Regions from separate parts of the Homo sapiens genome. Here all the other regions are linked to region 2. A link is a loop called in an ENCODE intact Hi-C map of the cell type or tissue named here. Cell type or tissue: A673. All regions are shown on one strand. Each heading gives the region's core, and the rest is flanking DNA. Links, peaks and the distances in the headings are about the cores only. Region 1 overlaps TMEM186 (transmembrane protein 186). Region 2 overlaps TMEM114 (transmembrane protein 114). Region 3 overlaps LINC01290 (long intergenic non-protein coding RNA 1290).

Region 1 (10,736 bases), core at 2,737-10,736, 220 kb after region 2:
AGGGATGTCTTGGGGAACACTCTACATGCATAACTCTGCCTTGGGATCAGGAAGCACTGTAAGGCCATGCATTTCATTAAGTAAATCGAGGACATGCTATGTGACAGGGACACAAGGATGGACAACATGTGGTCCGTACTCGCAGCTCACATTCTTTTTTTTTTTTTTTTTGAGACAAGAGTCTAGTTCTTTCACCCAGGCTGGAGTGCAGTGACATGATCTCGGCTCACTGTGACCTCTGCCTCCCAGGTTCAAGCTGCCTCAGCCTCCCGAGTAGCTGGGATTACAGGCGCTCGCCACCGCGCCCAGCTAATTTTTGTATTTTTAGTAGAGACGAGGTTTCACTGTCTTGGCCAGGCTGGTCTCGAACTCCTGACCCTGTGATCCGCCCACCTCAGCCTCCCAAAGTGCTGGGATTACAGGCGTGAGCCACCACGCCCGGCCCCCCTTTTTTTTTTTTTTGGATGGAGTTTTGCTCGTTGCCCAGGCTGGAGTGAAATGGCACGATCTCGGCTCACTGCAACCTCCGCCTCCCAGGTTCAAGCAATTCTCTTGCCTCAGCCTCCCAAGTAGCTGGGATTACAGGCACCTGCCACCAGGCCCAGCTAATTTTTTGTATTTTTAGTAAATACAGGTTTCACCATGCTGGTCAGGCTGGTCTCGAACTCCTGACCTCAGGTGATCCGCCCACCTCAACCTCCCAAAGTGCTGGGATTACAGACGTGAGCCACTGCGCCTGGCCTCGCAGCTCACATTCTAGCAAGGTAAAGAAAAATAAAAAATAAAAATAAAAAAATAACCAAAAAAAAAAAAAACAGTGTAAGGAGCAGGACGTGGGAAAACACTGGATGCAGCAGAGGCACAAAGGCTGGGCCCCTCACATCAGTCAGGGTGGCAGTTAAGCCCCTGAGTTTCATCTTCAAGGCTGAGCAAAAGCTGCTCCAGAGTGATGGAAGGCATTCCACAAGAGAAGAGGTCCACGAAGGCACAGAGACAGGGCGACAGCAGGCGTCTATGAAAAGTTCAGTATCACTAGATCACAAAGAGTAGGAGACTAGAAGAGCCCAGAAAACAGGCAGGAGCTGGGCCCCTCGAGAGCCTTCTGTGCCACATGAGGGGCGTGGGCTTTCCATGCTGGTGATGGAGCCGCCAGAGGCTTGATGCAAGGGAGCAAACCGAGGGGTGTTTTAGAAAGATTGTCCTGGCTGGACGTGGTGGCTCACACCTATAATCCTAGCACTTTAGGAGGCTGAGCCAGGAGAATCACTTGAAGCTGGGAGGCGGAGGTTAAGATGAGCCAAGATCACGCCACTGTACTCCAGCCTGGGCGACAGAGTGAGACCCCGTTTCAAAAAATATATATAGAAAGGTTGTCCTGAGTGTTCACGGTGAAGAACAGGGAGGCAGGGAGGCCAGTTAGGAGTCTATTGCAGCCACGCTCACCTGGTGGCCTGAATGAATTAGGAAAATAATGGGGACGGAGAGAGAGAAAAGTAGAGAATCCAAAGCATCCGGGACGGTGATTCTCAACGCTGGACGCGCTTAGGAATCACCCGAAAGAGCTTTTTGAAAAGTGCCACTGGCCAGGCACAGTGGATCCCACCTGTAATCCCAGCACTTCAGCAGGCCGAAGTGGGCAGATCACCCAGCTAATTTTTTTGTATTTTTAGTAGAGATGCGGTTTCGCCATGTTGGCCAGGCTGGTCTCGAACTCCTAACCTCAGGTGATCCTCCCACCTTGGCCTCCCAAAGTGCTGGGATTACAGGCGGGAGCCACCGTGCCTGGCCATCAAAGGGTTACTGACCTTGAAGTTCCGGTGCCTTCAACTCACCTACCTTAGGAATGTGCATGTCGGAGCTCACACTCAACGCCGACCAGGTCAAGTTGACCTTCCAAGGCTGATGGCCAGGCTGGCCGAGAGAAAGTTCCTTGAGCGATTGACAGTTCCTACCCTCAGCTAGTCCTGAGTTGACTGCACACAAGTGCACATACACTCACATCTGTCCACATGCTAATATTACAGCATCCTTCCACATCAGTGTGTATCAAATCCTAACTTTCAAGTTGTGTGATTGGGAGCAGATTCCCTTAACCTCTCCAAGCTTCAATTTCCTCATCTTAAAAACAGGCATACAAGACTGGGTGTGGTAGCTCATGCCTGTAATCCCAGCACTTCAGGAGGCCAAAGCGGGTGAATTCGCCTGAGCTCAGGAGTTTGAGACCAGCTTGGGCAACACAGCAAGACCCTGTCTCTACTAAGAATAAAATTTTAAAATTTTTATTGGCATGGTGGCATGTGCCTATAATTCCAGCTACTTGGGAGGCTGGGGTGGGAGGATTGCCTGAGCCCAAGAGATTGAGGCTGCAGTGAACTATGATTGCACCACTGCACTCCAGCCTGGGCGACAGAGTGAGACCTTGTCTCGAAACAAAAAAAAGTATACAAATAGTAAGTCTTCACTTAATGTCACAGATAGGTTCTTGGAAATGGATGGCAGGTCCTCGAAAACATCATTTCATTCAAAGTTGTCTTGTTATAACATTGTTTCTTTCAACATCTTACTATTATGATGAGGAAAAAATATTGGTTTCATTGTATGTCGTTTAACTTATAATCAGTTTCCCAAAACTTACTGATGACATTAAATGAGGATTTACTGTACCTACCTCACCCGTCTGTTGTAAAAATTATAAAGCACTGGCCGGGCATAGTGGCTCACTCCCATAATCCCAGCACTTGGGGAGGCCGAGGCGGGCAGATCACTTGAGCCAGGAGTTTGAGACCAGCCTGACCAACATGGTGAAACCCCGTCTCTACTAAAAACATATAAATTAGCCAGGTGTGGTGGCACATGCCTGTAGTCTCAGCTACTTGGGAGGCTGAGGCACGAGAATCGCTTGAACTCAGGAGGCGGAGGTTGCAGTGAGCCAAGATCGTGCCACTGCACTCCAGCCTGGGTGACAGAGCGAGACTCCGTCTCAAAAAACAAAACAAAACCAAAAAAAAATTGTTAAAGAGTCACAGTTTTCTTTTCTTTTTTTTTTTTTTTTTGAGACAAGAGTCTCACTCTGTCGCCCAGGCTGGCGTGCAGTGGTGCAATCTTGGCTCGCAGCAACCTCCACCTCCCAAGTTCAAGTGATTGTCCTGCCTCAGTCTCCCCAGTGACTGGGATTACAGGCATGCACCACCAACCCCAGCTAATTTTTTGTCATTTCTAGTAGAGACGGGATTTCGCCATGTTGGACAGGCCGGTCTCGGACTCCTGAGCTCAGGTGATCCGCCTGCCTCGGCCTCCCAAAGTGCTGGGATTACAGGCATGAACCACTGTGCCGGCCTGTTTTCTATATTCTGTCCTTCCCCTGGGGAGGCAGTGGAATGACCCAGCTCTACTGTTTTCTAGACGGGTGATCGTGGGCAAGTCACTTCAGTTCTCTGAACCTTATTCTGCCAAAAAAGGATGATTATAGTATTGCTAGCTAACATTTATTGAGTGCTTGCCTGGACTGAGCACTATTTTAAGTGCTTTTCATGTAGTAAGTCATGTAATCCTCCCCACAATCCTGGGTAGGTGGTGTTATTATCTTCACTTCACAGAGGAAGAAACCGAGGCAGAGAAAGAGGTTATACAGCTGGGAATTGGCAGGGCTGGAATTCAAGCAGGCAAGAAGTTTGGCTTCAGAAGCCATATGCTTCACCCGAACACTCTACCACCTCTCTGGGGTTCTCCAACTCAAAGTGTTGCTGGCAGATTAAATGAAATCCTATAATAATTGCCCAGCACACAGTAGGCATTTAATACATGCTGGTGTCCTTTACTGCTTCTTCTCCATGAATAGCTGAGTGTGTCTCATATATAGTTCTAAAAGGCAATATTATATTTCTGTGAGAGTTAACTTCCCACTGGTAAATATTAAATCTACTTCACACCATAGGTGCAAGCCCAGCTGAATCTGAGAGTGTATTTCAACTGTTAATCAGTAAAATGAATGTTTGTGTCCTTAGAGTTGGTATGAACATGGCCATACCTAGACGGTACTGGCCTTGCCTGATGGGACTCTAATCAGGCAAGATTTTACAATTGAATGGCGCAGGATCAAAACAAGGCCATTAAAAGTTGGACTCTGCCCGGAGTTCAAAGGGACCCTGTTGCTTTCTATTTAGGAACTCACGAGTCTTGCAGTCATAAAGCAGCAACATAAAGCAAGCTCCCAACTCTAGTTCTCCAGGCAATTCATCCAGGCTGTCCCCTGCAAGCTGCTCAGCCCACCAGATCTGCTTTGGGGAGCGCATTAAACATGGTTATGCAATGATTGGGTGGCGGATGCCATAGACATCTGGCCCTATGACAAGGTAAGTCTCATTTTTGGTAACCAGCATAGGAAGGAGGACAACAGCTACCACTGGGCTGTGCTTCCCACGTGCACACTGGGAGCATCGTCACCAGGTCCCCAGTTGATGCAGACCTCATGTGTGGATGGTGGCCATATGAAAACTGACATGTGGCTGGGCACAGCAGCTCACGCCTGTAATCCCCACCCTTTGGGAGGCCAAGGTGGGCCGATCACTTGAGGCCAGGAGTTTGAAACCATCCTGGCCAACGTGGTGAAACCCTGTCCCTACTAAAAATACAAAAATTGGCTGAGCGTGGTGGCGTGCGCCTGTAACCCCAGCTACTCAGGAGGCTGAGGCAGAGAATCACTTGAACCCAGGAGGCAGAGGTTGCAGTGAGCTGAGATTGCACCACTGCACTGTAGACTGGGTGACAGAGCGAGGATCCATCTTAAAACAAACAAACAAACAAACAAACAAACAAACAGAAAAACAGGCCAGACCCAGTGGCTCACGCCTGTAATCCCAGAACTTTGGGAGGCTGAGGCAGGTGGATCATGAGGTCAGGAGTTCAAGACCAGCCTGGACAACATGGTGAAACCCCGTCTCTACTAAAAATACAAAAATTAGCCGGCGTGGTGGTGGGTGCCTGTAACCCCAGCTCCTTGGGAGGCTAAGGCAGGAGAATGGCTTGATCCCCGGGAGGCAGAGGTTGCAGTGAGCCGAGATCACACCTGTGCACTTCAGCCTGGGCGACAGAGCAAGACTCTGTCTCGAAAAACAAAAAAATAAAACGGACATGCTCCAGACCACCCTAGGCATCTAAATTATTTACATGGCCACAGCATGGCAGGGAGACGGGGGCAAAATCCAGACAAGAAGGAAAGCCACTTGACAAGGGACAAACATGGTTAAATCACAGCTGCTTTAACTGAGTTTTCAAAGACTGCATGTTTCCTTCCATCTACTCAGCTTCTGAGTCCAGAATTGGAATTCATGGTTGAGAAACTTTCCTTTGCCTAGAAAGCTGGTGGGAGGAGAAGGGAATGGAAGAACAGACTGTTTATTACAGCGTTTTTCTTCATTTGCTAGGATGAATGATGTGCTCATTATACCCCTCTCACCCTCAATCCTCTCCCGGGGGTAGCCACTCTTCACAATTTGCAATGTATGTATGTATGTATGTATTTGAGATGGAGTCTCACACTGTAGCCCAGGCTGGAGTGAGATGTTGCGATCTCCGCTCACTGCAATCTCTGCCTCCTGGGTTCAAGCAATTCTCCTGCCTCAGCCTCCTGAGTAGCTGAGATTACAGGCGTCTGACACCACCCCCAGCTAATTTTTGTATTTTGAGTAGAGATGGGGTTTCACCATGTTGACCAGGCTGGTCTCGAACTCCTGACCTCAAGTCATCCACCTGCCTCAGCATCCCAAAGTGCTGGGATTACAGCCACTGCACCTGGCCAACATGTACTTTTTAAAAACACAAATAAGATCACACAGAACTACACTGTTCTGTGACTTGCTTTTTTTTTTTCACTACCTACCTCGTGGTCTTTTCCACAGATACAGTACAATCTCACTCTTTTTAAAGGTTGCATGTATACTACAATATTAATCTACCAACATTTACTTAACCATGTGGCCTACTAATGGAAACTTAGATTATTCCCAGTTTTTACTTTTCTTATTTATTTATTGAGACAGGGTCTCACTCTGTCACCCAGGCTAGAGTGCAGTGGCACAGTGATGGCTCACTGCAGCCTTGAACTTCCGGGCTCAAACAATTCTCCTGCCTCAGCCTCCCAAGTAGCTAGGACTACAGGCATGTGCCACCATATCCAGCTAATGTTTTATTTTTTCTTTTGTAGAGATGGGGTTTCACTATGTTGACCGGGCTGGTTTCGAACTCCTGGTCTCAAGCGATCCTTCCACCTCAGCTTCCCAAAGTGCTGGGATTACTGGCATGAGCCATCATGCCCGGACTAGTTTTTTTGCTATTGGAAATATTTCAGTCAACATCCTTATATGTACACTTCAGTATTTCTGTTAGATTATTGCTATATTCTGAATGTTTATGTCACCCCCAAATTCATATGTTGAAACCTAATTTCCAATGTGATGATATCTGGAGATGGGAACTTTGGAAGTGGATTAGGTCATGAGGGTGGATCCCTCATGAATGGGATTAGTGCCCTATAAAAAATTTCAGAGAGCTCCCTCACCTCTTTTGCCATGGGAGACCACAGCAGGAATAAGCCTGTCTACCAACCAGGAAACAGGCCCTCCTAGACAATGAACCCGCTGACGCATTAATCTTGGATTTCCCAGCCTCCAGAACTGTAAAAATTAATGTTGCTTGAGCCATCCAGCCTACGGTATTTTTGTTACAGCAGCCCAAGTGAACTAAGACAATCATGTTATAATTGTTGTTAAAGGGGGCAACTGCCAATATATCTACCACCCAAATCTAAAGACAACTCCCATTTTCTGAGAAGCTGCTTTGCCATCTATTGTATGGCTTTGGGTGATTCTCAAAACTTGTAGTACTGTGGAATAACCTGGGAAGCATAAACAAACAGATGCCCAGGTTCTACCAGATTCAACAAGGGTTGGGCACACTTAATGTTTTTTTTGTTTTTTGAGACAGGATCCCGCTCTGTCACCCAGGCTGCAGTGCAGTGGCGCAGTCTCAGCTCACTGCAACCTCTGCCCCTCAGGCTCAAGTGATCTTCTCACCTCAGCCTCCCCAGTAGCTGGGAGTACAGGCATGTACCCTACACCCAGCTAATTTTTCACATTTTTAGTAGAGATGGGGTTTCACCATGTTGCCCAGGCTGGTCTTGAACTTCTGGTCTCAAGCGATCTGCCCACCTTGGCCTCCCAAAGAGTTGGGATTACAGGTGTGAGCCACTGCACCAGTCCTTTTATTGCTTCTGTTGTTGACTTTGGTTTTTTGGGGGCAGCTCTCAGGTACTACCCTACTGGTGCATGACAGAAGCCCTAACACATTTCCTGTTATCTGGTGGACATCTGTGATTTTAGCTTAGGGATACAGCGTTAGAATAATGCATTTGCTCTGTGTGCCCTCTGCTGGTACTGCATGAGCAGACCACACATGGAATGCCTGCATGGGTGAGAATCTGGTCTCACCTCCCAGGGCAAGCCCCTTGCAGACTTAACAGAGTGGTGATTCTCCAAAGGCAGCGATGGTCAACCATGTTAGAATCACCCAGGGAACCGTGAAAATAAAAATGCCTGGTCATGGGCTTCGACAATGGGGTTTTTAAAACACTCTCCAGGAGATTCTACACATAAAGCCAGTGTTAAGAACCTATTCTTTGGGCAGAAAATTGGCCCAGGAACACAAAGTCCACAGAACCATGTGTCACTCTGGTGTCTTCTGTTCTAGTAATGTATTTCAGAAATTCCCAGCCTGCCTGAATCTCAGAATTGGCTTCAAGCTGGTCAAAAAAACAGATCCTGGAAATCCACCCCAGACATAATCAGAATATCCTGGGGTGAGGCTCACTCAGGTCATTACTTACAACCCAACAGAGAGAATTTTTGGTTTTAATGAGGTTAAGGTCAAATCATTATGACTTCTTAAGACATTTTTTAGCCACAGGCTTTATCTCTTCATGGGGAAGGGAGTCACAGTCACTGAAGGAACTGACAGGCAGGTGAAGGCAAGGTACAGAAGGAATGAACAGCCACGTGTAACTGCTATGCACATGTCTCTTCTATATAATTGAATCTTCACTACACTTCTTGAGCATAAATAGTAAAACCCTGTTATACCGAGAGGATACTGAAGGGGAGGCGGTTAGTTCTCTTTGCAGGCATCTAGGGAGAAAGCCTTCCAGGCAGAGGGAACTGTCAATGCAAAGGCCTTAAGGCTGGAATATTCTCGATTACTGGAGAACAGCAAGGCAGTCGTGACCTGGGGGAATGATCTCCACAGAGGTGCGGATGAGGGAGGGAAGGGGAGGGTGGATTAGGCCATCAGCCTTCACAGCAGTGACGTGATTCTGTTTTTAAGCATCACTTTGACAGCTGCAAAAACGGACTCAAGTAAAGCAAGGATGGAAGCACAGGACAGAAGCATCGAAGTGAAGGGCCAGGCGTGGTGGCTCATACCTGTAATCCCAGCACTTTGGGAGGCCGAGGCAGGTGGATCCCTCGAGTTCAGGAGTTCGAGACCAGTCTGGCCAACATGGCAAAACCACATCTCTACTAAAAGCAGAAAAATTAGCTGGGCATGGTGGTGGGTGCCTGTAATCCCAGCTACTCAGGAGGCTGAGGCAGGAGAATCGCTTGAACCTGAGAGGCGGAGTCTGCAGTGAGCCAAGATCACACCACTGCAACCCAGTCTGGGTGACAGAGTAAGACTCCATCTCAAATTTAAAAAAAAGGAAAAGTAACCACTGTTGACAAGAATGTAGAGAAACAGGAACCCTTGTCTGTTGCTGGTGAGAATGTAAAATGGTACAGCTGCTGTGGAAAAGTGGCAGGTCCTCAAAAATAAACAGAATTACCACAGGATCCAGTTAATCCACTTCTCAGTACGTACCCAAAACAACTGAAAGCAGGGACTCAAACAGATACTCGTATACCAGTGTTCACAGCAATAGCCAAATGTTCATTCATCAGTAGTCAAAAGGTGACGACAACTCAAATGTCCATCAACAGATGGACAAACAAAATGTGGCACACACAGAGAATACACACTGCACCCGTAAATATATTTAACCATAAAAAAGAAATAGCACTGACATATGCTACAACACGGATGCACCTTGACAACACTACACCAAGTCAAAGAAGCCAGATACAGGCCAGCCGCACTGGCTCACGCCTATAATCCCAGCACTGTGGGAGGCCGAGGTGGGTGATCACTTGAGGTCAGAGATTCCAGGTCAGCCTGGACAACATGGTGAAACCCCATCTCTACTAAAAATACAAAAATTAGCCAGGCTTGGCGTCAGGCACCTATAATCCCAGCTACTTGGGAGGCTGAGGCAGAATCATTTGAGCTGGTGAGGCGGAAGTTGCAGTGAGTGGACATCGCGCCACTGCTCTCTGGCCTGGGAAACAGAGCGAGACTTCAACTCAAAAAAAAAAAAAAAAAAGAGCCAGATACAAAGGGTCACATATTGTATGATTCCATTTATATGAAATATCCAGAACAGGTGAATCCAGAGGGACAGAAAGCAGGTTAGTGGTTGCCAAGGGCTGGAAAAAGAAGGAAATTATTGCTCAATGGGTATATTAGTTCTGTTTGGGATAATGAAAATGTTCTGGAAATAGATGGTGGTGACGGTTGTACAACATTTTTTGTTTTGTTTGTTTTTGAGATAGTCTGGCTGTCTCCCAGGCTGGAGTGCATTGGTGCAATCTCGGCTCACTGCAACCTCTGCCTCCCGGGTTCAAGCTTCTCAAGTAGCTGGGAATACAAGTGCCCACCACCATGCCCAGCTAATTTTTGTATTTTCAGTAGAGACAGGGTTTTGCCATGTTGGCCAGGCTGGTCTTGAACTCCTGACTTCAAGTGATCCACACGCCTCAGCCTCCCAAAGTGCTGGGATTACAGGCATGAGACAGTGTGCCCAGCCTGTACAACATTGTTAATATACTTAATGTCCCTGAATTGCACACTTAAAAATGATTAAAAGGATAAATTTGTTAGGTGTATCTTGGTATGGTTAAGAAAAATGGAAGGCTACACAATAAAAAAAAATATTTTTTTTTTGAGACGGAGTCTCACTCTGTCGCCCAGGCTGGAGTGCAGTGGCGTGATCTCGGCTCACTGCAAACTCCGCCTCCCAGGTTCACACCATTGTCCTGCCTCAGCCTCCCGAGTAGCTGGGACTACAGGCACCTGCCACCACGCCCAGCTAATTTTTTTGTATTTTTTAGTGGAGACACGGTTTCACCCTGTTAGCGAGGATGGCCTCGATCTCCTGACCTCGTGATCCGCCACCTTGACCTCCCAACGTGCTGGGATTACAGGTGTGAGCCACCGCCCCCAGCGATAAAACATTCTTATTGACTTTCGAGTGGCAAAATAATAAAGATCATGCCTTCCTTCCTCTTTACTGTGTTACAAATTGTATAATGAACATATATTATTAATTATGTGGGGCAATGTATATAACTGGCTTAAGTTTATAAAATAACGTACCAGCATCCGGTGCATTTGGCTTTATTACACTGCAGGGCCATCCAAAGCAAGAGCCTCTAGACCTCTGGGTGGTGAACAAATCTCAACTGGGGTTTCGTGCCTACCTGGACGACATCTGCTCGTCAATGTGTAGTTAACATCCTGACAGACCCTTCTGCCGCTGGATATGTGAGGGGCACAGCACAGGGCTCTGGAAGTCCCTGCTGACTGCTCGAAGCCTT
Region 2 (11,020 bases), core at 992-8,991:
AGTGAGTGAATGAGTGAGTGAATGAGTAAATGAGTGAATGAATGAGTAAGTGAATGAGTGAGTGAGTAAGTGAATGAGTGAATGAGGGAGGGAGGGAATGAGTGAGTGAATGAGTGAGTATATGAATGAGTAAATGAGTGACTGAATGTGTGAGTGAATGAGTGAGTAAATGAGTGAGTGAGTGAATGAGTGAGTAAATGAGTGAGTGAATGAATGAGTGAGTGAGTGAATGAGTGAGCGAATAAGTAAGTGAATGAGTGAGTGAATGAGTGAGTTAGTGAATAAGTGAGTTAGTGAATGAGTGAATGAGTCAGTGAGTGAGTGAATGAGTCAGTGAATGAGTGAGTAAATGAGTGAGTGAGTGAGTGAATGAGTGACTGAGTAAATGAGTGAGGGAGGGAGGGAATGAGTGAGTGAGTGAGTGAATGAGTGAGTAAATGAGTGAGTGAGGGAGGGAGGGAATGAGTGAATGAGTGAGTGAGTGAATTAGTGAGTGAATGAATGAGTGAGTGAGGGAATGAGTGAGTGAGTGAATGAGTAAATGAGTGAGTGAATAAGTGAGTGAGTGAATGAGTGAATGAGTGAGTGAGGGAGGGAGGGAATGAGTGAGTGAATGAGTATGTGAATGAGTAAATGAGTGACTGAATGAGTGAGTTAATGAGTGAGTGAGTGAATGAGTGAGTGCGTCAATGAGTGAGTGAATGAGTGAGGAAATAAGTAAGTGAATGAGTGAGTGAGTGAATGAGTGAGTGAGTGAATGAATCAGTCAGTAAGTGAATGAATGAGTCAATGAATTAGTGAGGGAATGAGTGAGTGAGGGAATGAGTGAGTGAGTAAATGAGTGAGTGAGGGAGGGAGGGAATGAGTGACGGAGTAAATGAGTGAGTGAAGGAGGGAGGGAATGAGTGAGTGAATGAGTAAGTGAGTGAATGAGTGAGTAAATGAGTGAGGGAGGGAGGGAATGAGTGAGTGAATAAGTGAGTGAGTGAATGAGTGAGTAAATGAGTGAGGGAGGGAGGGAATGAGTGAATGAGTGAGTGAATGAGTAAATGAGTGAGTGAGTGAATTAGTGAGTAAATGAGTGAGTGAATGAGTGAGAGAGTGATGGAGGGAAGGAGTGAGTGAATGAGTGAGTGAATGAATGAGTGAGTGAGGGAATGAGTGAGTGAATGAGTAAATTGAGTGAATGAGTAAGTGAATGAGTAAGTGAATGAGTGAGTGAGGGAGGGAGGGAATGAGTGAGTGAATGAGTGAGTGTGTGAATGAGTAAATGAGTGACTGAATGAGTGAGTGAGTGAGTAAATGAGTGAGTGAATGAGTGAATGAATGAGTGAATGAGTGAGCAAATAAGTAAGTGAATGAGTGAGTGAATGAGTCAGTGAGTGAATGAATGAGTCAGTGAATGAGTGAGGGAATGAGTGAGTGAATAAATGAGTGAGTGAGGGAGGGAGGGTATGAGTGAGTGAATGAGTGAGTAAATGAGTGAGTGAGGGAGGGAGGGAATGAGTGAATGAGTGAGTGAATGAGTAAACGAGTGAGTTAATTAGTGAGTGAATGAGTGAGGCAATGAGTAAGTGAATGAGTGAGTGAATGAGTAAGTGAATGAGTGAGTAAGTGAATGAGTGACTGAGGGAGGGAGGAAAAGAGTGAGTGAATGAGTAAGTGAATGAGTGAGTAAGTGAATGAGTGACTGAGGGAGGGAGGAAATGAGTGAGTGAATGAGTGTGTGAATGAGTAAATGAGTGACTGAATGAGTGAGTGAATGAGTAAATGAGTGAGTGAATGAGTGAGCGAATAAGTAAGTGAATGAGTAAGTGAATGAGTGAGTTAGTGAATGAGTGAGTGAGTGAATGAGTCAGTGAGTGAATGAATGAGTCAGTGAATAAGTGAGGGAATGAGTGAGTGAATGACTGAGTGAGTAAATGAGTGAGGGAGGGAGGGAATGAGTGAGTGAGTGAATGAGTGAGGGAGGGAGGGAGGGAGGGAGGGAATGAGTGAATGAGTGAGTGAGTGAATTAGTGAGTGAATGAATGAGTGAGTGAGGGAATGAGTAAATGAGTGAGTGAACGAGTAAGTAAATGAGTGAGTGAATGAGTGAATGAGTGAGTGAGGGAGGGCGGGAGGGAATGAGTGAGTGAATGAGTATGTGAATGAGTAAATGAGTGACTGAATGAGTGAGTGAATGAGTAAATGAGTGAGTGAGTGCATGAATGAGTGAGTGAGTGAATGAGTGAGGAAATAAGTAAGTGAATGAGTGAGTTAGTGAATGAGTGAGTGAATGAGTTAGTGAATGAGTGAGTAAATGAGTGAGTGAGTGCATGAATGAGTGAGTGGGTGAATGAGTGAGTTAGTGAATGAGTGAGTTAGTGAATGAGTGAGTGAGTGAATGAGTGATGAAATAAGTGAATGAGTGATGAAATAAGTGAATGAGTGATGAAATAAGTGAATGAGTGAGTTAGAGAATGAGTCAGTGAGAGAATGAGTCAGTGAGTGAATGAGTCAGTGAATGAGTGAGGGAATGAGTGAGTGAGTGAATGAGTGAGTGAGTAAATGAGTGAGTGAGGGAGGGAGGGAATGAGTGAGTGAGTAAATGAGTGAGGGAGGGACGGAGGGAATGAATGAGTGAATGAGTGAGTAAATGAGTGAGTGACGGAGGGAGGGAATGAGTGAATGAGTCAGGGAATGAGTGAGTGAGTGAATGAGTGAGTGAGTAAATGAGTGAGTGACGGAGGGAGGGAATGAGTGAGTGAATGAGTGAGTGAGTGAATGAGTGAGTAAATGAGTGAGTGAGGGAGGGAGGGAATGAGTGAATGAGTGAGTGAATGAGTGAGTGAGTGAATGAGTGAGTAAATGAGTGAGTGAGGGAGGGAGGGAATGAGTGAATGAGTGAGTGAATGAGTAAATGAGTGAGTGAGTGAATTAGTGAGTAAATGAGTGAGTGAATGAGTGAGTGAGTGATGGAGGGAATGAGTGAGTGAATGAGTGAGTGAATGAATGAGGGAGGGAGGGAGTGAATGAGTGAGTGAGTGAATGAGTGAATGAGTGACTGAGTGAGGGAATGAGTGAGTGAGGGAATGGGTGAGTGAATGAGTGAGTGAGGGAGTGAAAGAGTGAGTGAGTGAATGAGTAAATAAGTGACTGAGTGAATACATGAGTGAGTGAATGAGTGAGTGAATGAGTGAGTGAGTGAGTGAATGAGTGAGTGAGTGAATGAGTAAATTAATGACTGAGTGAATAAGTGAGTGAGTGAGTGGGTAAGCAAATGGATGGATAATGATGGATGGGTGGATGGATGCATGGATGGATGAGTGAATTGATTAATGGGAAAATGTATGAATAAATGAATAAGTGAGTGAATGAATGAAGCATGGGACAGGTATAAGCAAGTGAACTTATGAATGAACAAAGACTGAATGCGTGCATGAATATATAAATAAGTGAAGCAATGAGTGAGTAAATGAATGGATGGGTGGGTGGCAAGTGAATAAATGAATGAGTGAATAAATGAATGGATCTTCTTTGCCAGATAGAGCGCCTTCTCTGAGAGAAAGAGAGCGGCCAGTTGTTTGCCAGGGGTTCCAGCCAGGTCTGGACCTGAGGGGACAAATCGTGGCTGAGCCTCCCCAGCAAAGGGACACGCGCCGTAGTCCCACTTCCTCCTCCTGTTTACCTTCTCATGAGTATAAATCCCCTCCTCTAACCCCCGGTTAGTCCAGCACACCTGGATCTGACCACACCTCCACCTGCTCCGAGTTCTTTCTCCTCTCATCTGGCCCTGGGAGGCCCCTCCCTGTACTTCCTGCAACCACTCTCACCCCTGCAGGCCGGTCCGTTCACACAACAGACCTAAGGGTCTTAGAGCAGTGGTTCTTACCTCCCCTGCACAGCAGAATCACCTGGGGAACTTTGTGAACATAACAATGCCCAGGTCCGCCCTCGAGGGTCTGATTGCATTTGGCTCCATTGGGGCCCCAGTGCTAGCAACTGGTTGTTTTTTAAATAGGACCCCCACGTGATGCTAATGTAGAGCCAGGGTTGAGAACCACTGTCTTAAAGGCATATCACTCTCAAGAGAGAGTCCAAGTGGAATAAGAAAATAGAAGAGGAGAGGACAAGACAGAATGGAACAGAACAGATCAGAACAAAATGGATCAGAATAGAACAGAACCAATCCAATGGATTAAAATACGGCAGGACAGATCGAAACAGAATGGATCGGGCCAGGCACGGTGGCTCACGCCTGTAATCCCAGCACTTTGGGAGGCCAAGGTAGGTGGATCATGAGCTCAGGAGATCGAGACCATCCTGGCTAACACTGTAAAACCGCATTTCTACTAAAAATACAAAAAATTAGCCAGGCATGGTGCATGGTGGTGCGTGCCTGTAGTCCCAGCTACTGGGGAGGCTGAGGCAGGAGAATCACTTGCACCTGGGAGGCAGAGGTTGGAGTGAGCCGAGATTGAGCCATTGCACCCCAGCCTGGGTGACAGAGCTAGACGCAGTCTCAAAAAAAAAAAAATCAGAATAGAACAGAACAGGTCAGAATAGAATGATGGATCAGAATAGAAGAGAACAGATCAGAATGGATCAGAACACAACAGAATGGATCAGAATAGAACAGATCAGAATGGATCAGAACACAACAGAATGGATCAGAATAGAACAGATCAGAATGGATCAGGATAGAACAGAACAGAACAGAATGGAACAGCATCCCAACCCCACTTAATCATCAGCACCTCCTTACCACGGGCCATGGGCATCGCCCACTGCCTTCTCTCTCCCTGCCTCTACCTTCACCTCCTATTTCTCTCCATCAACCCTCCCTCTTCATTTCCCTCTAACACAGAAGCTTCTTCCCACCTCAGGGCCTTTGCGTCTGCTGTCACCTGCCTGGTCTGCAGTTTCCCTACCTACAGGTTCTTCATGCGGGTCTCAGCACAATGTCACCTCCTCCAAGAAGCCCTTTCTAATTGTCCTTCCTGGAGTCACATCTCTACCAGACACCTTTCATCCCATCACCCTGGTTTTTTTTTTTTTTTTTTTTTGAGATGGAGTCTCACTCTGTCACCCAGGCTGGAGCGCAATGGTGCGATCTCGGCTCACTGTAACCTCCACCTCCTGGGTTCAAGTGATTCTCCTGCCTTAGCCTCCCAAGTAGCTGGGATTACAGGCGCGTGTTACCACAGCTGGCTATTTTTTTTTTTTTTGTATTTTTAGTAGAGATGGGGTTTCACCATGTTGGCCAGGCTAGTTTCGAACTCCTGACCTCAGGTGACCTGCCTGTCTTGGCATCCCAAAGTGCTGGGATTACAGGCATGAGCCATGGCGCCCGGCCTCATCACCCTGTTTTGTTTTCTTCATAACACTAATCACTGTCTGAATCTCTCAGATAGATTATTGGTTCATGGGTTTATCATCTGTTCCCATGTGAGCTAGGAAGGGTGGAGATTTTCTTGGCCACCCCCATGAATGTGTCCCCAGGCCCTGGAACAGTCTCTGACACTGTAGGTATCTGGCAAGCATTTATCAAATGCATGAATGGATGGGCGAATGAATGAGCTTATTCTGTGTTGTCAGTTCCTGAGGTGCACACATGTTTTGGTTTGTTATTGTCCATTATTGCTCGCTTAGCAGAGTGTCTCAGCATGTCCCAAGGTGGACGTGTGGGACCAGATGTCCTGAGCATCATAGGATGCGAGGAGCATCCCTGGCCTCTTCCCACTGGAGCTGCCGGTAATACCACTCCCCACACGCACTAAGAACAACCAAAACTGTCTCCAAACACTGCCAAATGTCAGGTGGGGGAGAGAATCGCCCCAGCTGAGAACTCTGGCCCTGCAGTATTTAATCCAGCACTTGGGCGCTAGGAGGGCTGAAAACGTGTCTCTTGACGAATTTGGGGATCAAATCCTGCCTCTGGAGCAGTTCCACAATACGACCAGCAGGTGGAAGCAGAGACCGCCCTTTCGGTAGCATGGTTGCCCTCACTTTGCAAAAACTTTGTTTTCCCCAGCATTGTAACTGATTTTCCAACAGCGCTCATTTAGCCCCATGTGGCCATGTGAGTAACCCACTCCTTTTGCGCCTTTCCGGATTAGACAGGGACGTCGCAGCAACGTCCTGAAAGGAGCAGACAGCCAGTAAAGAAGTGCAGGCGTTGGTGGAAGTAGGGGGAGGACCATCTTGGGATCAGGCAGTTCTGAAGTTTACTCCCAGTTGCGTCCCTTTCTCTCCTTATGCCCTTAGTCCAGTTATGTTAACCTGCCAGTGCCTCAGTTTCCTCATCTGTACCCTGCTTTGCTTATCTCCTAGTCCTCACCACGGGCTACGTATTTCATATGCCTCTCTCTCCTCAATCATGTGGCACCCCAGAGAGCAAGGTCTGGGTCTGGAGGAGTCATTGCCCCCCCAGTTGCTGGTGTGTACTGGCCTTCCTTTGAGTGTTTGTTGAATGACTGACTGACCGACTGGCGTGGAGAATAGCACAGGTGCATAGATGTGGATGTCAGCTATAATGATGACAATGCTGATGTCATGGTGGTGTCATGTCGTTGTGGTGGTGATGTCATGGCATGGTGGTGATGATGTCATGATGTTTGTTGAATGACTGACTGACCGACTGGCATGGAGAATAGCACAGGTGCATAGAAAGTACTCAGTGGGTGTCAGCTATGATGATGACAGTGTTGACGTCATGGTGATGATGATGTCATGATGAAGACGATGATGCCATATTGTTGATAATCGTGTTGTCATCTTTTAATCCACACCAGTATTCCCCAAACCATCAGCACCTCCCAGAGTTTCCTAAGCCAAAGGCTCCTCGGGCCCTCCCCTACATCTCATGACTTGGAATCTTGCAGGAACAGAATCTCAGCCATGGTTTTGGGTTAGAATAGGCTGGAGAGCTCTTAAAAAACACTGATGCCTGGACACCAGCCCTAGAGAATATCAGATCAAGGATGTAGACAGCAGCAGGATTTTTGGAAGATACCCAGGTGATTCTAAGAGCAGCAAGATGACAACCCTTCTCTGTCACTTAATAAACGCCCCACCTCGGCATTTATGCAAACAGTGGCTCTGGGCCAGAAGCCTCGGCATCGCCTGGAAGCCACTTAGAAATGTGAGTTTTTGGGCTTCACCCAGGCCTCCTGGCTCAGACACCCTGGGGGTGGCATCAGCCCGAGAGTATCAACAAGCCCATAGAGTCTGGGGCGCGCTAAATGTGAACAGCACTGCCCCAGGGGACCCGGATGGGGAGCCCATTCCCAGGGGCAGAACACCAGGATGAAAGGAGGGATGGATTTTTCTGGGGGAGGACGGAAAAGGTATGATTAGTCTTGAAGAGTGCTCTATCAATTGGCCAACCCCTTGGGAGTCTCGCAGCTTCATATTGTAGACCTAACCTGACCCCGTAGAAAGCCCATGTCATGCCAGAGTTATTTTAGAGCAAAAGGAACTCCAGGCCAGAGCTCCCCAGAGAGAGCTGAACGCATTACAGGGCCCAGGAGGTAGGGCACCCTCTCCCTTTCCCAGACCCACCAAGGAGCTGATCCAAGGGACATGGGTGAGGAGGAAATGAAGTCGGAGGGGGCGTGAGGACTTTGCAATCTGTAAAGCTCTGTGTGTGATTAAAGGATCGTTTTTATTTCTCGCGAAGCGGTTTGGCACTCCCTCGGGCTCCTCCAGGCCACACGGACACACACGGACATAAGCACACAGGTACTAGGATAACAGCCAGGCCCCAAGCTTAGTCCGCGGGGATTTGTGGGGGAAGGAGGGGGGTGCCTGGCCTCCCCGAGTGGCCTTTGAGGAAGAAGAGGCCGCAGCCGATGGAGATCGGTCGGTGAAGCTCCGGGGCCAAGCCCCTCCCTCCCCTCCACGACCCAGCGCCCAGGCTCATATGGCCTGGTCCTGCCTCCGTCTCAGGCTGAGCTCGCGGGCTGCTGCCAGGAAGGCTGCCCCGGTGAGCAGCTCGGCGATGAAGCTGATCCAGCCCAGGGCCAGGGACCAGCCGAAGCTGATGTCCACCTGGTCCAGGAGGGCCTTCTCCTCCAAGAGACACAGCGCCTCCCGGAAGGCGGCGGCTGAATACGCTATGTAGACGCTGATCCCAGCGAGGGTCACCATGGCTGCAGGGAGGGCAAAGGGAGAGCAGATCAATCCCCCACCCCGCCCCAGCACTCCCCTCCTCCTCCTCGCCCTGCCCAGCCACGCTGCTCAGCGTCCAGCGTCCTCGCTCCTTCCTGCTGCGGGACCTTTGCGCGTGCTAGTCTCCCCGCTGGGTGCATTCACCCCTGCTTCTCTGCCTGTCATCGGCAACTCCTACCCTTCCCACACATGGCAGCTCACGCTTCGATTCCTGGACTTGCCTGAGCAGTGATTCCACAGCACCATACAGCTGCCCATCACTGCCCAGGTCACAATTGCAACTTTGCATTCTTTTGTGTAATTTTTTTTTAGACAGAGTCTCGCTCTGTCGCCCAGGCTGGAGTGCAGCGGTGCGATCTCAGCTTGCTGCGATCTCAGCTTGCTGCAACCTCCACCTCCCGGGTTCAAGCTATTCTCCTGCCTCAGCCTCCTGAGTAGCTGGGAATACAGATGCCCGCCACCGCGCCCGGCTAATGTTTGTATTTTTAGTAGAGACAGGGTTTCACCATATTGGCCAGACTGGTCTCAAACTCCTGACCTCAAGTGATCCGCCTGTCTCTGCCTCCTAACGTGCTGGGATTGCAGGCATGTTTGTGTAATTATTTAACTAACATCTGTCTCCCCCAGTGGCCTGTGAGTGTCCAGAGGGCAGACATGCTCCTGTTGGTTTTGCTCATTTTCAATTCCCCAGCACCGAGAACGGTGCCTGGCCCACGGTGGTTCTCCACAGATATTAGATTTGAGCCACATGGTCCAGTACGATAGCCACTGACCAGTTACACATGGCTATTTAAATTTAAGTTAACTAATCTAAATGAAGTTAACAGCTCAGTCCCCCATCAGCACTCACTGCCCTGGCCTGGTTTGCAGCTCCCGATGCTCGGCATGGATTAGGGAACTTCTCCACCATCACAGAAACTTCTACCAGGCAGTGCTGGTTTCGAGAATTTGTCACTGGGTGAACTATTAATGCTAATAGTAATAATAATAGTGAGTGGTTAGAGGAGATGAGAACTTTGCAATATTTTCACCTCCAGACATCCCTTTTGTTTTTTTTCCTCTGTGGATTCCAAGGGAGCATGTCATCACTGCTTTTTTTTTTTTTTAAAAGGAACATTTCAAATACACAGGGATACAGACAGCCTTTAAGGCAGCCAGCCACGTGCCAGGTCCCATTTTTCAAAACCTCTGGTCCACTAAACCAACCAGTGGTGTTAACCTAGCCATTGTCTGTCCACCTGTTGTTTTGTTTCATCTTGTTTTTGTGTGTGCTGCTGTTTAATTGACAAGTAAAAATTGTATGTATTTACGGTACACAGCATGAGGATTTGATATGTGTGTGTACACTGTGGAGTGGCTCGGTCAAACTATTCAACACAGGCACGGCCTCACATACTTAGCATTTCTTTTGTGTGTGGTGAGAACTAAAATCTACTCTCAGCGATTTTCAAGAACACAATAGGCTGTTGTTAACTGCTGTCACCATGACGCCCAATAGATCACTGAACTTCCTTCTTTTCAGCTGAAATTGTGTGTTCTTTGACCAACATCTCCCCACCCTCCCCTGCCCCCACCCCCAGCCTGTTCCATTCTCTCTTTCTGTGAATTTGACTCTTCTAGATTCTACATAGAAAGATCATGAGGTGTTTGTCTTTCTGTGCCTGGTCATGCCCGTTTTTTAGTCGATCAAAGCAGTATCTATCAGAATGGCTGATCAGCAGAATAGAGCGAGGGTGGCTGGAGCGAGGGTCTCCTGCCAGCTCACAGCCCTAAAGCTTGAAGCTATCACGAGTTTGGGCAAAGGTAATACATGCGGCTTCTTTGGTGAAGTAATGAAAAGGATTCTTGGAAGCTGCTCCCTCTGCACTGCTCCTGTCTTGGAACCAGAGACTAAGTGATTCTGGGCTGGAAACCACTCATCTCTTCCAACTGATATCCCAGAAGGGGAAACTGAACCCCACGAGGCCCTGGGATCCCCCTCGTTTGCTGAGGGTTCATACACAGTACCCATTGCCCAACCCCCAGACCACAAGCCAGAGCCCTAGGCAGGGTGGGCACCTACCTCCAAAGAGGAAGAGAATTCCAGTGAGCAGGAGGAGGAGGTAGGCTTGGAGGAGGAAGCTCAGAAACCCCGTCATCCCCCCAAAAACCATCAGGATCAGGCTGAGCGGCAGCAGAATCACAAATGTCCCATGCATGGCTTAGAAGAGACAGAGAGGATACCAGGCAGAGGACAGTTACTAACATCCTTCATTCAATCAACAAACACTTCCCGAGCACCTACTAGAGCTGGGGAAAATCCACACTGTCACTGCCCCTACGACGATTACTTCTACTGTTTCTGATGATGATGATGACCATGACAACAGTGGTTGAGGCTCATCTCGTGCAAGGCTGTGTGCTTTGTTCTTGTTGTTTGTTTTGTTTTTGAGACAGGGTCTTGCTCTGTCACTCAGGCTGAAGTACAGTGGCACGACCATGGCTCACTGCAGCCTCAACCTCCTGGGCTTAAGGAAACCTTTCACCTAAGCTGCCCAAGTAGCTGGTACTGCAAGTGTGCACAACCACACCCAGCTAATTTTTTTATTTTTGGTAAAGATGAAGTCTTGATATGTTGCCCAGACTGGTCTCAAACTCCTGGGCCCAAGCGATCCTCCTGCCTTGGCCTCCCAAAGTGCTGGCATTACAGGTGTGAGCCACTGTGCCTGGCCAGAGCTGGTTTCTAACAAGAGAGAAGCCGCAATGCAGATGATCACACGCATCATTAATTATTCATTACAAGAGCCAGGGTGTTAGGAAGAACTTGGGATTGGGGGATGGCTGGCAGTGGTTTGGGCCTTGGCTCTGCCTCCACAGCCGTGGGACC
Region 3 (11,020 bases), core at 1,622-9,621, 1.9 Mb after region 2:
TGCTTGAAACTGGGAGGCGGAGGTTGCAGCAGTGAGCCGACATCGCACCACTGCACTCCAGCCTGGGTGACAGAGCAAGACTCCATCTCAAAAAAAAAAAAAAATCCAAAACACACAAGTTATATCAGAGCTGGAAGAATCTGGGAACTCTTACTTTGGGAGATTTGGGTGAGGTTCTTATGGTCTCCTTCACAGTTTGTTTATTTCAGTTCAATCTGATAGATTCTACCCTCAGACTCTATTTATAGTGATTACTGTGTGAAAGGAAAATACATCTCGGGACCCCAAAAATCACTAAGCAAAAGGGAAAAGTCAAGCTGGGAACTATGTCAGGCAAACCTGCCTCCCATTTTATTCCTAAATAACATAGCTACAAAGGTTTGACAACAACAGCAAAAAAAAAAAAAAAAAAAAGCTGCATACCTCCCTCACAAGTTTCCCAGAAGGAAATTCCTTGTGGACAAGGGACAGACAGAACTCAAAGTCTTCCTTCTGCTCACTTGAGACAAATGCCTATCTGATTGCTTCCTCTGCCCTATTGTTTCACTAAACCAGACTAAGGCCTAAGTGACTATTCCTCTACCCTCCTCTCACATGTAAATTGCATATTCAGTGGGAGGCTAATCAGAGACTCAAAGGAATGCACCCCTTGTCTCTCATCTACCTATGACCTGGAAATTCCCACCCTACACCCAGTTGTCCCAATGTCAGAGATGATAAATTAATCTTCAAAAAGCTTTAGTTCTCTGTTCTTTGTTTCTTATGACCAACTTCCTTGTACTTCCTTGTCTCCTAGCTACCTGTTCTGTAAACAACCTTCTCGCCTTTGCGGTGCTTAGATAGACAAGTCCTTCTGGCCTAGTAAAGGACAGTCCCTCTTCCTTCCCATCTAATAGACCCTATTCAGTTTAAACCTTAGCTTAGATTGTGAAGTCCAACCTCAGCCAATGGGGAAAGGACACAGAAGTGCTAGGAACTGCGTTAGGGATAAAACCCCTGCCCTCCCCCGCTCAGTGTGCTCTTGCAGTCATGACTGGTGCAAGCTGCACCTTTCTGCAGAAGTAAATTTGGCTTGCTGAGAAATCTTTTGTTTGAGTGCTCATTTTCTTTATGACTCTGAGCTCTTATTTCTAACACCACCTTTCCAGGCCAAACCAATGTACATCGTACACATATTGATTGATGTCTCATATCTCCCTAAAATGTATAAATCCAAGCTGTGCCCCAACCACAGTAGGCACGTGTCATCTGGACTTCCTAATGTTAGAGGTGTGTGAACCAGAGCAACTCCATCTTCATAGGGGCTGGGTGAAATAAGGCTGAGACCTTCTGGGCTGCATTCACAGACTAAGTCGTTCTAAGTCACAGGACAACACAGGAGATCAGCACAAGATACAGGTCATAAAGACCTTGCTGTTAAAACAGATTGCAGGAAAGAAGCCGGCTAAAACCCAACAAAACCAAGATGGCTACAAGAGTGACCTCTGGTCATCCTCATTGCTACACTCCCACCAGTGCCGTGAGAGCTTACAAATGCCATGGAAATGTCAGCAAGTTACTGTCAGGCCTCTGAGCCCAAACCTGCATGTATTCATCCAGATGGCCTGAAGAATCACAAAAGAAGTGAAAATGGCCTGTTCCTACCTTAACTGACAATATTACCTTGTGAAATTCCTTCTCCTGGCTCATCCTGGCTCAAAAGCTCCCCCACTGAGCACCTTGTGACCCCCACCCCTGCCAGCCAGAGAACAACCCCCTTTGACTGTAATTTTCCACTACCTACCCAAATCCTATAAAACAGCCCCACCTCTATCTCCCTTCGCTTCAGCCCACCTGCACCCAGGTGATTAAAAAGCTTTATTGCTCACACAAAGCCTGTGTGGTGGTCTCTGCACACAGACACGCATGAAAGTTACCCTATATGGTCTAAAAAAGGGGAGGCATGAATAATCCACCCCTTGTTTAGCATATAATCAAGAAATAACCATAAAAATGGGCAACCAGACAGGTGCAGTGGCTCATGCCTGTAATCCCAGCACTTTGGGAGGTCGAGGCGGGTGGGTCACCTGAGGTCAGGAGTTTGAGACCAGCTTGGCCAATATGGTGAAACCCCGTTTCTACTAAAAATACAAAAATTAGCTGGGTATGATGGCATATGTGCCTGTAGTCCCAGCTACTTGGGAAGCTGAGGCAGGAGAATCGTGCCATTGCAGTCCAGCCTGGGTGACAGAGCAAGACTCTGTCTCAAAAAAAAAAAAGGGGGGGCAACCAGCAGCCATCAGGGTTGTTCTGTCTATGGAGTAGCCATTCTTTTATTCCCTTACTTTCCTAATAAACTTGCTTTTACTTTAATCTGTGGACTCACCCTGAATTCTTTCTTGTGTGGAGTCCAAGAACCCTCTCTTGGGGTCTGGATCGGGACCGCTTTCCTGTAACACCGAGGCTGTGTGTCACAGGAATATCCTTAACCTTGGCAAAACACACTTTCTAAATCGATTGAGATCTGTCTTTCATACTTTTGGGTTCACAACTGAAATGTGCAGTGAGACTTATTTTATACCATATTATTTTGTGTATTTTCTTTGTTTATTATCCTTTTTGTTTGCTTATTTTTCTCCTTCTATTCCTTCTGTTGAAACGTTTCCTTTCTTCCTTCTTCCTTCTGCTTGTTTACAGTAATTTCATTGTTTTTCTGTTCTTTCAGTGACTTCCCTCAAATGTCAACATACATTACTTTTTTTTTTTTTTTTTTCGAGACAGAGTCTTCCTCTGTCACCCAGGCTGGAGTGCAGTGGTGCGAGCTTGGCTCACTGCAACCTCTGCCTCCCAGGTTCAAGCGATTCTCCTGCTTCAGCCTCTGGAGTAGCTGGGATTACAGGCATGTGCCTCCATGCCCGGCTAATTTTGTATTTTTTAGTAGAGACGGGGTCTCTCCATGTTGGTCAGGCTGGTCTCGAACTCCCGACCTCAGGTGATCCGCCCGCCTCGGTCTCCCAAAGTGCTGGGATTACAGGCGTGAGCCACCATGCCCGGCCAACAATTTTCAACTCGTGTCAACCTTGTGTCATCTAAACCCTGTATACCTTCTCAGCTCCCATCAGGCACTGAATTATTATGATGCAGATCTGTGATATGTCATTTTATTCATAATGTTTTAATATCAACATACATTCAAAACCTTTTTTCCCAACAAAGTCTAATCCATATCTCTGACATCCTTCCAATCAAGAAAAGGATCTTACAAGAAAATGCCTTAACTACAGGTTGCCTACCCCAGATAAACACCTACTGCCTGATTGATTGATTGAGACAGAGTTTTCCGCTCTTGTTGCCCAGGCTGGAGTGCAGTGGTGCAATCTTGGCTCACTGCAACCTCTGCCTCCCGGGTTCAAGCAATTCTCCTGCCTCAGCCTCCTGCACAGCTTGGATTACAGGCATGTGTCACCATGCCCAGCTAATTTTTTGTATTTAGTAGAGACGGGATTTTACCATGTTGGTCAGGCTGGTCTCGAACTCTTGACCTCAGGTAATCCACCCGCCTCAGCCTCCCAAAGTGCTGGGATTACAGGTGTGAGCCACTGCACCCAGCCTATTTGTTATTTTTATCAATAAGTTTAGACCCATCTTTTAAAAGCAAAAAGAGCTCATTACGGCTGTTTCCAGTCAATAATTGTTTAATTTACTGGCATTTTTATCATATTTCTGTATTCACCATTTTTCTTGCATCCCACACTTTTTCTTTCAATGAGGGGCTATAGGTGTTAAATTCTCTGATTGTGGGTGTATCTGATATATCTTTATTCCACCCTCAATCTCGAACTATGGTTCCAGGAATTGCCAGATTCTACTCATTAATGGATATTTAACAAATTCTGCAATATTCTCTTTACCATCAGCCTTGGCTCCAAACTGCTTTAACTTGGAAAGATATCCAGTCTCTTTACCCTCACTTCTTCCAAACTTCCACAATTCTCTTGCTCTCTTTCCTTAGAGAAGTGCAAGAACTCAATGCAGAACCTATCAATGTATAGACTTTAAGATGAGGTGGCACAGAAGAACAATAAGGGGGGATAGGTTCACATTAAATACAGATAAGTAAAGCTTAAGCAGGATTTTTGGAAAACAGAGACAATGCTAGAGTAACAGGTTTAGTTGCCAAAGGATTTCTCTCTACCCATCTCAGCAAGAGAGAATCAGGTCTCCTGAGATTAATTGGTTTTATTTAATTAATTTATTTTTTAAGATGGAGTCTCAGTCTGTCACCCAGGCTGGAGTGCAGTGGTGCGATCTCGGCTCACTGCAATCTCCGCCTCCCAGGTTCAGGTGATCCTGCCTTAGCCTCCCGAGTAGCTGGGACTACAGGCACACACACCACCAAACCTGGCTAATTTTTGTATTTTTTTAGTGGAGTCGGGGTTTCACCATGTTGTCCAGGCTCCTCTTGAACTCCTGACCTCAAGTGATCTGCTTGCCTCCGCCTCCCCTGAGTGCTGGGATTACAGGTGTGAGCCACCGTGCTTAATAAGTTTTAACTAAGTATTCCAGGCACAAAAAGTAGAGAGAGAAAGAGATAACAGTCAAATTAATCACCTCTAATTCTGAAATTCACACCTGATCTAGCTCTCATAGAGAAATGCTGGTCCTCAACCCTGGTCACATATCAGAATCATCTGGGAAATATTTAAAACACAAAAATGTTTTGAACAAATTCAATAATAAATCTCTGTAACTATAGGCCTCATGGAACCTATCACTTCTTCCTTTTGCTATTTTAATAAAAGATCTCAGTTTTAGAAACAATTCAGGGGTCGATTTTGGCTGTATTTGGACATTCCAAAAGTTAAAGTAATTGGTCTAGGGACATCTGAATAAGGACATCCTTTTATATTATAAAAGAACATTCTTTGGTAGTATAAGGACATCCTTGTATAATCTACCTAGGATATTCATTCAGTAATGAAGAATTTTTGACTTTTGGCCTGGCCTGTGCTAGAGTTGACCACCTTAAACTGTTAACAAAATGCAGATCCCATCAGTGAAGGTCCTGTGACAGCAAGCAAGTGTGTCGGGGGAATAACTTGCAGGAAAGATACAGGTTGATTCACAGAAAGAAAAGAATATCAGATTTTCTTTGTGATGCTCCCACTGGAATGACTTAATATGCCAATCTTTGAAACAATAATTGTGCTAGGGAAGGGGCTAAAGTGATTAACATTCCCAACTACCCCAAAGTAAGGAAAGAAATGCAAAACAGGCAAAATTAACAGGTGTGTATGCCGGGCACGGTGGCTCATGCCTGTAATCCCAGCACTTTGGGAGGCCGAAGTGGGTGGATCACCTGAGATTGGGAGTTCGAGACCAGCCTGACCAACATGGAGAAACCCCATCTCTACTAAAAAATGCAAAATTACCTGGGCGTGGTGGCACATACCTGTAATCCCAGCTACTCCGGAGGCTGAGGCAGGAGAATCACTTGAACCCAGGAGGTGGAGGTTGCAGTGAGCCGAGATCGCACCATTGCACTCCAGCCGTGGTAACAAGAGCGTAACTCCCTCTCAAAAATAAAACAAACAAACAAACAAAAAACAGGTAGTGCTATGTAAATGCTTAAACAGTTGGGGTAAGTTATTGCCACACTAGGCTGGCTGGTGGACTGATCCGGTAATTCTCCCTATTAAGTGACATGTTACTGAATAGGCCAGAGCAAAGGTGATTTGGCATCCTCTGTCGTTATTTGCAAACTTGGATCTCAATTCAGGAGCTAAGACCATGTACTTGGGTCAGGCAGCAAGCATGAGCCCGCCTGACTCTAAGTTCTTGGCTGCCACCTGGTGGTAATGTTGAAGGAACACACCACTCCCATCAACAGATTAATGTGGATGGAAGGGACTCCACTCAATACTTCATCTGGTTGCTGAGACAGGAACTGAAAATATAAACGATGATTTTTAAGGGGCACTGCTCTACAAATATGTGTAGTTCCCTTGCTAATGAAGAAAGAGAAACCCTACTCCATCATCAAGAGGCGTCCTCTGGGCCCTTCCAGCATTTATCTACATCCCGTGTGCAGCTGGTTGAACTGGGTCCCCCACCCCAAGAGATGTCTTCATCCTAGAATCTGTGAATGTGACCTTATTTGGAAAAAAGGATCGGCCAGGCACGGTGGCTCATGCCTGCTGTAATCACAGCATTTTGGGAGGCCAAGGCAGGAGGATTGCTTGTGCCCAGGAGTTTGAGACCAGCAATATAGCGAGACTCCATTTCTAAAAAAAAAATAAAAATTAGCCAGGCATGGTGGCCCACACCTGTAGTCCCAGCTACTCAGGAGGCTGAGTTGGGAGGATCACCTAAGTCCAGGAGATTGAGGCTCCATGAGCTATGATCATACCACACTGTACTCCAGCCTGGGCGACAGAGTGAGACTCTGTCTTAAAAAAGAAGAGGGGAGGGGAGGGGAGGGAAGGAGAGGGGAAGGGAGGGAAGGGGAGGAAGGGGAGGGGAGGGGATCTTCGCAGATGTGATTAAGAATCTCCAGATGAGATCATCTTGGATGATCTCAGCCCAAATTAAATGACAAGTGTCCTGATAAGAGACACACAGAGATGAGAGAGAGAAGAAATGCAATGTGAAGACAGAGGTGGAGATTGGAACAATGCAGCCAAAAGCCAGGGAATGCCTGGAGCCACCAGGAGCTAGAAGAAGCAAGGATGAGTTCTCCATGAGGGCCTCCAGAGGGGGCATAGTCCTGTGGACACTTCAGCCTCCAGAATGGCAAGAAAAATAATTTCTGTTGTGTTAAGTCACCAAGTTTATAGTATTTTTTTTTTTTTTTGAGATAGAGTCTCACTCTGTTGCCCAGGCTAGAGTACAGTGGTGCGATCTCGGCTCACTCCAACCTCTGCCTCCCGGGTTCAAGTGATTCTCCTGCCTCAGCCTCCCGAGTAACTGAAATTACAGGTGTGTGCCACCATGCTTGGCTAATTTTTGTATTTTTAGTAGAGGCGGGGTTTTGCCATGTTGGCCAGGCTGGTCTCGAATTCCTGACCTCAAGTCAACCACCCACCTCAGCCTCCCAAAGTGCTGGGATTACAGGCATGAGCCACCACGCTTGGCCATTTATAGTAATTTGTTATAGCAGCCCTAGCCTGACTAATACATTCCCTCTCCACTGGGAGCCATGGTTTGTTCAAAGAAATGATACCAGGCCCTCACCCCACATGCCATGGAGGTGGGTTCCCCTGCATACTCTTAGACACCCACATTTGCTGGGAGACATTTTACCCATCAATAACGAAGCTGCAAAGCCCTCCATCAATCCCGTCAAGAGCTCTTACCTCAATCAGATGTGCCCAGCATCATGAAAGCAGAGAGGCCTTATCCTGAATTGTCAGATGGCAGTCAAGGTTGCAAAAGCAGAGACAGACTAACGATCTTACATATTACCCATGACCACAAATCCAGGATGACAGACTGGAAGAACTGAACTGAACGTAGAGAGAAAAAAGAGGACGGGTGCGGTGGCTCATGCCTGTAATCCCAACACTTTGGGAGGTGGAGGCGGGTGGATCATTTGAGGTCAGGAGTGTGAGACCAGCCTGGCCAACATGGTGAAACCCTGTCTCTACTAAAAATTCAAAAATTAGCTGGGTGTGCTGGCGGTTGCCTGTAAGGAGCCTGAGGCAGGAGAATTACTTGAACCTAGGAGGCAGAGGTTGCAGTGAGCACTCCAGCCTAGGCGATACAGCAAGAGTCCATCTCAAAAAAAAAAAGAGACAGAGAAAGAGCCGTATAAGGAAGACAAATATAATCCTTGCAGTTCCTGCCTTTCACCCTCTTGAGACTTTGGGAGGAGGGGTGTGTATCTACCTTGATTTTCTATTGGTGTTGAAGGGGATCAGAATACATTACCCCAGAAGAGGCCACTTCGGCATAAGGATTATTTTGAGCTGAGGGCAACTGAGAAACTGCAGACAAAAAGAGCTCTCTACCCACTCCCTTTCTGCCTAAAAGCAGGGAAATTCCCCATGTAAAGATGTTTCTCTATACCAAGGCAGGGTGACTGGCACAGAGATGAGTTGGCATGACAAACATTACTAAACAACCCTTACCCACCACTTCCTAGTCATCTTTCCACAACTTACCAGCCCTAGGAACCCAAACTCTCCCTCCCTCCCTCTCTCTTTCTCAGATTCTCTGTCACCTAGGCTAGAGTGCAGTGACACAATCATGGCTCACTGCAGCCTCCAACTCTTGGGCTCAAGAGATCCCCCCACTTCAGCCTCCTGAGTATCTGCAACTACAGGCACACACCACCACTCCTGGGTAATTTTTTTTTAAAAATTGCTTTTTTTGATCATGCACAGTGGCTCATGCCTCTAATCCCAGCACTTTGGGAGGCCAAGGCAGGCAGATCACCTGAGGTCAGGAGTTCGAGACCAGCCTGGCCAACATGGTAAAACTCAGTCTCTACTAAAAATACAAAAAATTAGCCAGGCGTGGTGGCTTGTGCCTGTAGTTCCAGCTACTTGGGAGGCAGAGGCAGGAGAATTGCTTGAATCCAGAAGGCGGAGGTTGCAGTGAACCAAGATCATGCCATTGCACTCCAGCCTGGGTGACAGGGTAAGACTCCATCTCAAAAAAAAAAAAAAGGAAAATGGTATATAAGCCCCCAAGTCTAACCACTGCTTTGCATTTTTGCTCCTTTTATGTGAAGCCCCATGCATGTAAAAATATTAAAATTTGTATGTCTTTCCTCCTGTTCATCTACCTGTTGTCAGTTTAACTTACAGACTCCAGTCACAGAATCTAACAGGATAAATGAAGTTTTTCCTCTCCTGCAATTGAACTACGAGTGGTGGGACTGTGTCGGGGGAAGAACCCTCTCTACTGGAATCCAAACATCCAAACACACAGGCAAAGTCTAAAAAGACAGTAACCACAGGAGTTATGACAGATTTGCTACTTAGATAGTGGGAAAGGACAAAAATTAATTAAAATACAAATACTGGTCAACAAGCAAGGCCCTTTCATATAAACAATGAAATAACCATCCATTCTATACCAGGATACAATATTTTTCTGAAGTCTCTTTGAAAGAAACAATTTCCCATAATTTTGATACTAGGGTATGTGGGTGGTTTGTGGGGTGGGCAACCATTTGTCAATGCCATTAAGTTATTTATTTATTTTTTTCAGATGGAGTCTCACTCTGTCGCCCAGGCTGGAATGCAGTGGCACGATCTTGGCTCACTGCAACCGCCACCTCCCAGGTTCGAGCGATTCTCATGCCTCAGGCTCCTGAGTAGCTGGGACTACAGGCACATGCCACCATGCCTGGCTAATTTTTGTACTTTTTCAGTAGAGACAGGGTTTTACCATGTTGGCCAGGCTAGTGTCGAACTCCTGACCTCAAGTGATCCATCCACTTCAGCTTCCCAAAGTGCTGGTTTTACAGGCATGAGCCACCGCACTTGAATGAAGTAAACTTCTTTAAAGATGACAGTAAGTTTGATCTATATACTGATATCAAGGAACATATCAACAGATGCTGTGATCACTGGGGCAAGGACACACCTGGACATTCTTTTTTCTTACTCTGATGGAGGTAAATGCTGTCTGATCTATGAAAACAATCTTTCTACACCCAAGATTAAATAAAACTGTTTCTAACCCAGTTATGATTCTCTGGATTTGTGGGAACAGAATATCATAAATGCCATTGAAGAAGCTGGGATTGACTGGATTTAGCCAAGACAACACAAAAGCCAGATGGTATTTGATTTTTGCAACACAGAGGTTTAACTATTCAGATTCAGGAAAGTATTGAGCTTCCACGGGGAATTCCTAATGAGCTGAATAATCTGCAGGATTGATGTTCCAGATGCCTCTGAAGGGAGGACATGGGTCAGCACAGGAGACTCCCTAATCACAGCCAATGATCAATTCAAACTCATCTGACCACTATCGCAACAACGCATGATGGTAATTCTTTAGGATCATGGGGCATTCTCTGGACTACCCACAAATTACCCTAATCATCAATCCGCAGCTTGAAATCATTTCCCACTGGGCTAATTCTACTTATCTACCCCTTATCTCCTTACGAAAAAAAAAAAAATGTCCCATGAGCCAGGGACACTCACCTACCACTTGCTTGCAAATTGGGACCCATGAGTAGCAAGCAGAGAGATATTTGGGATAGTTAAGTAGTAGGATTGGAGGTCTTCTTTCAGGCTACTGGGTTCTGTATAAATCTAATCTGGTACAGCTATGGGCAGGAGTTATTTCTTGCAGCAAGATAGAGGCCAAACTTGGGTAGGTTGATTGTAACCCAAGACACAGAAGAAATTATTAGCAGTTGAACTAAGAGGTTTACCATATGGTAAAGGTTTGGAACATGCCACTCAGGCAACCCAAAACTCTGTTTTCACCTATTTGTTAAATTTTCATTCATCAGGGAACTATCGACCAATATGCCAGACAGTGTACCAGGCACTATCATGAATAGCAAGACCAGACAGAATCCCTGCCTTCTTGCAGCTGACCTTGTAGTGGGGGACACAGGAGGTTAACAAGTGAAAAGTACACACACGAGATTTCCAGAGAGCAGTGTCATACAGTTCACAAGGACACGGGCAAGGAGACATGAACTTTTATCTGGCCAAACCAGGTTGCTTTCATTTATAAAGGCCTTAATTGGAAACAGAAAGGTACAGATCCCAGGTCAAGGGGAAGGAAATAAGACCCAACTGCTGCTGGGGCTGGAATGTTTGTGTGTTCAACCTAGATTCAACAACCCGAATTTCACCCCTAAAAGACCTGAACAAACAATTTGGATAAATGCCCACCAGGTGGCAGGAGTGCCTCTTCCCTTCATTTCTGCAATTGAAATTAAACATGCACCTTATCCTTTAAAAAAAAAAAAAACCGTTTTGTTTTCATAAGCTATTTTTATCCTTTTCAATGTTGAAACCAGTTGATTTCACAATACTACTAAATAACATACTTAAAATACAGTGCC

Evidence for each region. Hi-C counts contacts between places; a loop is a spot of excess contacts. Peaks named below come from ENCODE experiments on the same cell type or tissue, not always from the same donor. Only the 100,000 strongest peaks of a DNase experiment are listed, where the experiment ranks them.
Region 1: a loop joins it to region 2, with 9 times the contacts of the local background. A loop is called at or near these places in 60 of 110 quality-filtered maps.
Region 3: a loop joins it to region 2, with 11 times the contacts of the local background. A loop is called at or near these places in 11 of 110 quality-filtered maps.

What each region holds. Positions count from the first base shown.
Region 1 is chr16:8,784,660-8,795,395 of GRCh38, forward strand. It overlaps TMEM186 (transmembrane protein 186), which reads right to left. Exons shown (of 2, transcript NM_015421.4): 2 at 10,521-10,736. Among named protein-coding and RNA genes, the nearest start is that of TMEM186, 7.6 kb to the right of the region's middle. RefSeq lists a silencer at 7,321-7,500. In A673, for the core only: CTCF peaks have their summits at 7,415 (motif pointing left) and 7,623; a DNase peak (open chromatin) is centred at 7,422.
Region 2 is chr16:8,561,871-8,572,890 of GRCh38, forward strand. It overlaps TMEM114 (transmembrane protein 114), which reads right to left. Exons shown (of 4, transcript NM_001146336.2): 3 at 10,217-10,354; 4 at 7,630-8,135. The coding sequence ends at 7,903. Among named protein-coding and RNA genes, the nearest start is that of TMEM114, 23 kb to the right of the region's middle. In A673, for the core only: a CTCF peak has its summit at 5,979 (motif pointing right); a DNase peak (open chromatin) is centred at 6,041; H3K27ac peaks cover 2,866 bases.
Region 3 is chr16:10,503,933-10,514,952 of GRCh38, forward strand. It overlaps LINC01290 (long intergenic non-protein coding RNA 1290), which reads right to left. Exons shown (of 2, transcript NR_149081.1): 2 at 10,910-11,020. Among named protein-coding and RNA genes, the nearest start is that of LINC01290, 19 kb to the right of the region's middle. RefSeq lists enhancers at 14-821, 5,887-5,976. In A673, for the core only: a CTCF peak has its summit at 5,832 (motif pointing left); a DNase peak (open chromatin) is centred at 5,809.